Linked DNA regions of Homo sapiens: region 1 is linked to region 2. The links are chromatin loops, found by intact Hi-C in ENCODE. Cell type or tissue: B cell. All regions are shown on one strand. Links, peaks and the distances in the headings refer to the core of each region. The heading gives the core; the rest is flanking DNA. Region 1 has its middle 51 kb from the start of ZFP36L1. Region 2 overlaps RAD51B (RAD51 paralog B).

Region 1 (4,398 bases), core at 280-4,279, 330 kb before region 2:
GGATAAGCAAATTAAATGTTTCAGCCTTAAAAAGGAAGAACATTGATACATACTACAACATGGATGAACCTAGAAAACATTATGTTAAAGTGAAATAAGCCAGTCACAAAAGAACAAATATTGTATGATTCCACTTATACGAGGTACCTAGAGCAGAAAAATTCATAGACACGGAAAGTAGATTAGACGTAACTGGGGGAAGGAGGTAGGAAGGAACAGGGAATTGTTGGTTAATGGATGTGGAACTTCAGTTGGGGAAGATGGAAAAGTTCTGAAAATAGAAAGTGGTGATGGTTGCACACAGTGTGAATGTCCTTAATGCCTTTGAACTTGCACTTAAAATGGGTAAATGATACTTTTCTTGGAGGGCGGGGGGTGAAGTCTCGCTCTGTCGCCCAGGCTGGAGTGCGGTGGCGCAGTCTCGGCTCACTGTAACCTCCACCTTCTGGGTTCAAGCGATTCTCCTGCCTCAGCCTCCCAAGTAGCTGGGATTACAGGTGCCCACCACGACGCCCGGCTGATTTTTGTATTTTTAGTAGAGATGGAGTTTCACCACGTTGGCCAGGCTGGTCTCGAACTCATGACCCCATGATCTGCCCGCCTCGGCCTCCCAAAGTGCTGGGATTACAGGTGTGAGCCACCACACCTGGCCACATTTTATGTTATATATATTTATCACAAAAAAGGGGCAAAATTATAACTCTCAAATATAGCAAAAAAAAAAAAAAATTGACCGTGCAGAACATGCGTTTAAGACCCACATAAACTTTCATTCGTGTAATCCTCACAACGACCCTGTGACTCAAGTTCTATCATTTTCCCAGTGAGCACCAGGCCCTGTGCAAGGTGTATTACACAGACGGCTTCTTTTGGGGAAAACCCTGCACAGTGGGTTACTATGTTCATTTTATGGATGTGAAGTGGAGCCTTCTAGACAGACAGAAACATACAAGCAGTGAGGTGCCTGAGTAGGCTAAAATTCAGGCTTGGCCGAACCCAGAAGCTACATGGTTTCTGTACACTGCGCTACCTCTTCCAGCACCAAGTGAGCCAAGATTAGAACAGAGGCATAGAGAGGTCAGCAGTATTCATGTAGGATGCATGTATTAAGCACTGACTGTGTACTCAGCTCTTTACTTGTCACTAAGAAGATCAGAGAAGTAGAAAATGCTATTCTTGCCCTCATAGGATTAACTAAGGTACATGGGGCTCTGCAGCAGATATTGGTATAAAACTATCTTCGGTTGCATTACCTTGGCTCCAGGGCTGTAGGAGCCAAAGGGAGAGAGTTAGGGTGGAGGAGAGTCTGGAAGACCTCTGGAGTCAGGACTTCCTAGGAAGGAGTCATTGAGTCCATTCTGTGTTCTAGGTGACAGGAAAATCTAGTTGTGTAAATAGGAATAATACTAACACAAACTCATAATTCCCTATCTGCAAGCCTGAAACCCAAAGATCCCAGGGACGAAAAGGGTTGTTTGTTTGTTTGTTTTTGCTGTTGTTGTTGTTTGTTTCTTCATTTTGTCAATTTGGTGCCAAATCTCATTTAGCAGCAAAATCTGATCTGAACTGGAGAGGCTATTTGCAGTCTGAAGTCCCTCCAAGTAAAAGTTGACATGGTCACTGCAGCATCATGAATGTGTCTGATTGTGAGGCCCTGACTTGGCACCCACTGGGGGACATATACTAAAGACAGCCTATGCACCATATTACCTCCTAAAAGAAGAAAAAATACTGGGCTTTTGGATGAAGGATTGTTAACTTATACTCATCGCATGATAGACTATGTGAAGGAGGCATTTTGACAAGTGCTTTACTCCCATTACCTCATTTAGTCCTTACAATAACCCTATGAGGCAGGTCCTATTATTATCATTCTCATTTTACAGGTGAGGAAACTGAGACCAGAGAAGGAAAATAACTTGCCGAACGAAGGCTACAAACTTGCAAGTGATGGGGCCTGGTTGAACTTAAGGTCTTTCTGTTTGGCAATAGCATCTCAGTGACATCCTTGGTTGGAATAGTTTTAGAATCAAGGTAAAGATGGAAGTCAGACCATGGAGTTCCCAGGAGGAAGGAGCTAGAGGGGAAATGGGACCTGAGGGGTGGGTTCCCCATCTGGGTGTTGACAGGGAGGGGAGGGCAGGCGAAGGTGAGAGGCGACATCCCAGATCAGGTGGGCCTGGCTGGGCAGCCAGGGTTGGGGCTACAGAGGGCTTGGGCCTCTCAGCAGAGCTGGGGCTCCCTGTGGTAGAGGCTGCAATTTGGACATCACAGAGCCCCAGAGAGCATGAGTCCCCAACCCTGGTCTTTAACTTGTCACCTTCTCCCAGACATAAACAGCCACCCTCAGGCCTACAGCCATTCCCCTTTTTGTTGAAAGAGGAAGCAGTCACAGAAGGCACCCTTCACCCACTCTCTGTGGTCTCAAGAAGAGGAACCTGGATCTGATTTGGATTTTTTTGAAGAAATCTTGCTTTGATGTGGTCTAATCCAACTTCTTCATTTGCTGGTCTGAGTGGGACAGTGGGTGCTGTACCTCTGTGGGGACCGACCAAGGGGATTCTCTCAGCCAGGGATCCCCCCAAGGGCGGAGTTTCCCAGCCCCGGTACCCATGACTCCTCGGGTACCTCCAATGATCTCCAGGCTATTGGAACCTTCTCTAGACAAAATTTAAATATTGAAATAAATATTCTATGAAAATAAACCTGTGGGAAAAAATAAGCCTATGCCAATCAGTTTTTTTTTTTTTTTTTTGGAAAGGGGAGGATAAAAGAGAGTTATAACCTTTTAAAAAGATATCAGTATTCTAAAAGCATAGGCAATCAGGCAGTGTGTGGGGGAAGTCCTGGATTTTACTTTTTGACTCCCTTATTCCCTCACTATATGACTCTGGTCATGAATAGATTTTGTTAATTATAAAGCATGACAGCAAGAGGGTCAATGCTGCATGATCATCACCCTATAGCAGAAATTCCTACCATGTTACTTGCTTTGATCTGCTTTCCTGAATGAGCGGGGATCTGACATACATTATCAGGGCTACTCATATCCATACTTCCCCTCTCTAGGCCTCAATTTCCATAGTAGTCAGGCTAAGCCAGGCCATGCTGCAGTGACAAATAAGACCCCAGTTTTCAGTGTCTTCACACAGTGAAGCTTTGTATTTCCTGCTTTGATGAGGATGGACAGATCCTCTTCCATCTTGTAGGTATGCCATCTAGGGTACATGGACTGTCTGGTCACAGTGGCAGGGGATAAGAGGGATGGGGGAGGCACATACTGTCTTCAGTGTTTGGGCCCGGAAGTGACATGTATCATTGGCTAGAATTAATCACCTAACTGCAAGGAAGGCTGGGAAATTCAGGGAAGCACATGGATATTCAGTGGGCACAAATGGACTCTGCAACAGTTTCCACATCTCTCGAATGCGAGGGTTGGACTAGATGACCTTGGAACAGGCACCCCTACCCCCCAGCTCTGGCTTTCTAAGATTGTCTGAGCCAGAGACCCAGAAGTTGATGACTCACAGCAGTGATAGTGCCCTGGATTACTGCACACTGCTTCCACAGGAAAAGCTGCACCCCTCACCCCAAATATCAATTTTACTTTCTTCATTCTTTCCCAGACCATCTCTGAGCTATTTGTTCTGTATTGCCCTTAATCAGCTCCCAACTCCCAGATACTTCCAAGGTAAAATGGCCTCCAGCGACCCTAGATCAATGTAAATGTTTGCTCTCTGAAAGAGATGGGGCTTGCCTTGAAGGGGACACTAATGAAAAGCTGAAAGCTGGTAGGCTGGGACCACCTGGAACCACTTAGCCCTGGAATCCCACCTCCCTTCTACCATCTCTAGAGGAACTCAGGAATAATTCTAACGTCTACCTCCACTTGCTTTCTCCTGTTTTCCTCTCGATGTGTATACTTCCTACTTCTTTCCCAGTTTGGTGAGATCCACATTGATCACTGGAAATATTTCTGTCGAGACGATTAAAGATGCACATTTGAGGCCAGGCGTGGTGGCTCACGCCTGTAATCCCACTTTGGGAGGCTGAGGTGGGCGAATCACCTGAGGTCAGGAGTTCGAGACCAGCCTGACCAGCATAGAGAAACCTCTTCTCTACTAAAAATACAAAATTAGCTGGGCATGGTGGTGCATGCCTGTAATCCCAGCTACTTGGGAGGCTGAGGCAGGAGAATCACTTGAACATGGGAGGCAGAGGTTGCTGTGAGCCAAGATCGCGCCATTGCACTCCAGCCTGGGCAACAAGAGCGAAACTCAGAAAAAAAAAAAAAAAAGACGCATATTAGAAAGGCAGTGACTGAATTGTTGGATCAGGAATATGCTATAGATACAGTATTTCTTAATATCAGCATGGGCATTTGACAAGCTCTCATGT
Region 2 (4,398 bases), core at 245-4,244:
TCTATCTGAGTTCCTAGCCTCCTCCAAATTGCATCTTACATCTCCAAAGCTTTACTGACCCTTCTTGATATCACCATGAGAAAACCCTTTCTGTTCCCTACCTGCTCCTTCCCCCTTGAAGGCAAGCCAACAAGTCCTGCTGCATAGAAGCCAGCTCCCACTATCATGTCCAGCACATCCCAAGGCCTCCTCTGAACCCCTGTGCCCTGTGCCCGAGGCCTCCTCTGAACCCCTGTGCCCTGTGCCCAAGGCCTCCTCTGAACCAACTTTGGCCCTAGGCCATGACAGGAATCCTAACCTTAGGAGGGCACAGTTGGACATTTAGTGTGCCTTGTTGCCTCCAGATGCGATCTTTTTTCTATGAGGAGACTACATAGAGGTTGAAGTCCACTGAATTAGCTAAAACAAAATGAGGCCTTGAATGTGTCATCCGTTGTCCCCTTACTACATCATCTGATTTGTACGCCTCAGTGTGGAGTAGGAATTGGTCTTTTTTTTTCCAGGGCAGACACCTTTCAGGGTGGTCTACTAACTGCACATGGCCTTAAGCACCTGGGCCCAAATGCTGCAACAGACAAATGTAGTTCAGTGGTTCTTGGCTGGAGGGTGATTTTATTGGCAATGTCTAACTCGCAGTGTTACTGGCATCTAGAGGGTAGAGGCTGGTGATGCTGCTAACCATTTTATAATGCATAGGACAGCATCCTACAACAAAGAATTATCCAGCCCAAAATACAGCAGTGCTGAAGTTGAGAACCCCTGGGTCAGATAACACCAACCATATATATCTATTTCCTGGTTCAAGCAGGAACAGGAATGAATGAGATGGAAATCAATAACCAAGGTCTCAACAAGCCTGGGGATATCAGATTGAAAGAGAATTTAGTGTAAGAAAGAATAAAATTTGGGGTAACCTCAGTTCATTATGCACACAATTCAAAATATGCACAAATTAATGTGAAAACAAATAATCTAGATTGTTCCGATCTGATCACATCATTCCCCTACTTAAAATGCCTTCAGTAGTCCTTCATGCCTGAGATTAAATACTATCTCCTAAACAATGCACTCTGAGCACTTTGTCAGCTGCCTCTGCATCTCTCTCTGGCTTCACCTCTCTCAGCCTCCTCACTGGATGGTCTCCCATGACCTCCTGACTTCCCTGGCCTCATCCTCCTTGACCTCTTGTCAGCAGTTGATAAAGCTTCCCCCTTCCTTGGCATCCAATCTACTGGCCTCTTCTGCTTCTCCTTTTACCATGTTGATTACTCCTTTCCTTTTTCTGCCTTTGTTTTCTCTTTCTTCTTAGTTGTGGGTGGACCTTAGGGAGTGGGGCATGACCACATTTTTTCTTGTCTAATACCAGATGCTTTCAGTATCCAGGAAAATAATGTACATTAGTAAAGAGGCCAAGTGCTTGCATATTAACATGTAGAACTTCTTCACCCCCACTAAGAGATATAGTCTTTACCATTTCTCTTGAAATTCACAACCCTCTCAGTCTAACTTTTCATTTTCCCCTTTTTGATAGAAATAGACTTATAGAAAAATATTTTCTACTATAAGAAAATCAACACTGCAAGGGCAATAGCAACTATATTTGCATTTTAGAAAAACAGCTCTATTGAGATAATTTGCTATCATACCTCCTCCAATTTCAAGTGTACAGTTCAGCAGCTTTTTCTATATTCACAGAGATGTTCAGCCATTACCACAATTAACTTTAGAACATTTCAAACCCCTAAAAAGAAATCCCACACCCACTGGCCATCAGTCCCCAACACCTCATTCCCTGCCCACCTCCAGCTCTTGGCAACCATTAACCTATTTTTTTTTTCTCTATAGATTTAGTAACTGACTTTCAATTAAAGCCTTAGGAGATGAGGGGAAGTGGTGAGTACTGTGGTGAGTTCGAGAATTCATCCAGGATCTCAAGGGGGCAGTCTCTGTTCAGCTCTAGCTGTTGTCATGTGGCAATGTGAGTTCATAGTTAGTCACATCTTATTTATTTATTTTAAAATTGTAAAAAACTTTTATAATCACATCTTTTGATTTTTAAAAATCATAGTGATATGATTTTTTAATTGCGCTAACTTTAAAGCGCAATTTTGATTTTTAAAACGGAAGCCAGAAATCAATGCTTTTTAAGTATAATTTCCTGATTTTAAAATGTTGGTTCAATATTTACACTTTTAAAAACACACAAATAAACATGCTTTTGAGCCAGATATGCCTCATTCCCATCAAGCTTGCAGTGTCTGCTCTACATGGCATGGCTCCACTTTGAAAAGGATGAGAGCCCATTTGACAAGGTGGATGGTTTCTACGCCTTTGTCGCAACCTTTGGCTTGTCTCAACACTTGTCTTCCACTTTTAACCACAAGAACTGCAAGTCTACATCATAAATTTTAGCACTGCAAATTCAGTATCATCAAAGCAAGCTCATATTTTCCCATATAAATCTACTCCATCTCTGTTCCTTCCTTTGACCCTCCAGTTAATCTGGTTTAAAACCTCAGCTCCATTTTCAAAATGTTTCCTTCTCTCATGCTTCTCACTTGCAATAAATTGAGAGGTCTTACTGATTTAACTGTAAAATCCTACCTATATCCATCCATTCATTTCTCCTACCTCACCCTTAGATCCATTCCTGACTCTCCATTCCTCCTAAATCAACCTTAGACCCACATTAGCTTTCACCTGGTGTGACTGCTTTAGTTGCCTGTTGTCTGTGCTGCTGTGGCTTTCTCCCTACTAAAGCCACCCTCTGTTTTACTACCTGATTAACCTCCTCCAAGCACACACCTAAGCACACCACCCTCCCATTTACAACCAGCAGGCTCAAAACCTTTCAGTGGCTCCCAAGTGTCTTCAGAGAATTCTAAATTCCTAACACTGGCATTCAAGGACTTTCTACCCTGCGCCCACCTGCCCTTCCAGACTTCTTCCCCCTGCTCCATTTCCCACAACTGTGTTCCTACTTAATCACTTATTTCCCATGTCCCTCCCTCATCTGGAACTCCCCTATGTTCACATGTCCCAAATCTACTCTGCCTTCAATGCTACTTCCTATGTGCCAATTTCTCTAATCTTCACAGAAATAATGTCTTCCTCCTGTAAACTTCTATAATACTTTATTTTACTGTCTCATATTACAATCATTTTCTACCTGTGGTATATTATTTGTGTGCTTTTCTTATCACCTTTAATACAGAGTCGTGCTCTGCACAATGATGTTTCAGCAAATGACAGACTGCAAATATGACAGTGGCCCCATAACATTATCATGCAGCTAATAAATTCCTATCACCTAGTGATGTCACAGCAATGGTAACATCATAGCACAATGCATACTCACATGCTTGTGGTGATGCAGGGTAAATAAACCTACTATAATCTCAGCTGTATAAAAGTATAGCACATACAGTTATGCATAGTACATAATACTTGATCTTATTATATGTATTTACTATACTTTTTATCAATATTTTAGAGTCTATTCTACTTATAATAACCAGTTTAGTAAATACAAAAACCAGTTATGTAGTTACTACACTTTTATGTATTTACTATACTTTTTATCATATCTATATTGATGTATTTACTATATATACTTTTATGTAGTTTATGTATTTACTATACTTTTAATGTATTTACTATACTTTTATGTACTATGTACTTACTATACTTTTTTTAATCATGATTTTAGAGTATATTCTACTTATTTTAAGAAGTTAACTGTAAAACAGCCTCAGGAAGATCCTTCAGGAGGTATTGCAGAAGAAGGCATTGTTATCATAGGAGATGACAGCTTCATGCGTGTTATTGCCCCTGAAGACTTTCCAGTGAGACAAGATGGGCGGGTGGAAGACAGTGATATTGATGATATTGATCCTGTGTAGTCCTAGGCTAATGTGTGTGTCTGTGTCTTAATTTTTAACAAAAAAGTTTAAAAAGGTAAAAAAATCTAAAAAACAGAAATAAGATTATAGAATAAGGATATAAAGAAAATGTTTTTGAACAGCTATGCAATGTTTGTATTTTCAGTTATGTTATTACAAGATCAAAAAGTTAAAAAATTAAAACATTTATGAAGTAAAAAAGTGATAGTAATCAAAGGTTAATTTATTATTGAAGAAAGAAAAATGTCTCTATCAATGAATATAGCCTAAGGATACGGGGTTTATGAAGTCTACAGTAGTGTACAGCAGTGTCCTAGGCCTTCATGTTCATTCATCAGTAGGTGCACTCACCAACGGACCCAGAGCAACTCCAGTCCTATAAGCTGCAGTCATAGTAAGTGCCCTACACAGGTGTACCATTTTTAATCCTTTTACCATTTTTATTGTACCTTTTCTGTTTAGATGTGTTTAGATACACAAATACTTACTACTGTGT

Evidence for each region. Hi-C counts contacts between places; a loop is a spot of excess contacts. Peaks named below come from ENCODE experiments on the same cell type or tissue, not always from the same donor. Only the 100,000 strongest peaks of a DNase experiment are listed, where the experiment ranks them.
Region 1: a loop joins it to region 2, with 3 times the contacts of the local background. A loop is called at or near these places in 1 of 110 quality-filtered maps.

The regions. Positions count from the first base shown.
Region 1 is chr14:68,740,076-68,744,473 of GRCh38, reverse strand. No RefSeq gene overlaps it. Among named protein-coding and RNA genes, the nearest start is that of ZFP36L1, 51 kb to the left of the region's middle. RefSeq lists an enhancer at 2,642-2,691. In B cell, for the core only: no CTCF peak of the experiment used is centred there; DNase peaks (open chromatin) are centred at 1,016, 2,463 and 2,943; H3K27ac peaks cover 1,344 bases.
Region 2 is chr14:68,406,408-68,410,805 of GRCh38, reverse strand. The region is part of intron 8 of RAD51B (RAD51 paralog B); the gene reads right to left. Among named protein-coding and RNA genes, the nearest start is that of RAD51B-AS1, 280 kb to the left of the region's middle. In B cell, for the core only: CTCF peaks have their summits at 1,717 and 1,918 (motif pointing right); a DNase peak (open chromatin) is centred at 1,915; H3K27ac peaks cover 2,990 bases.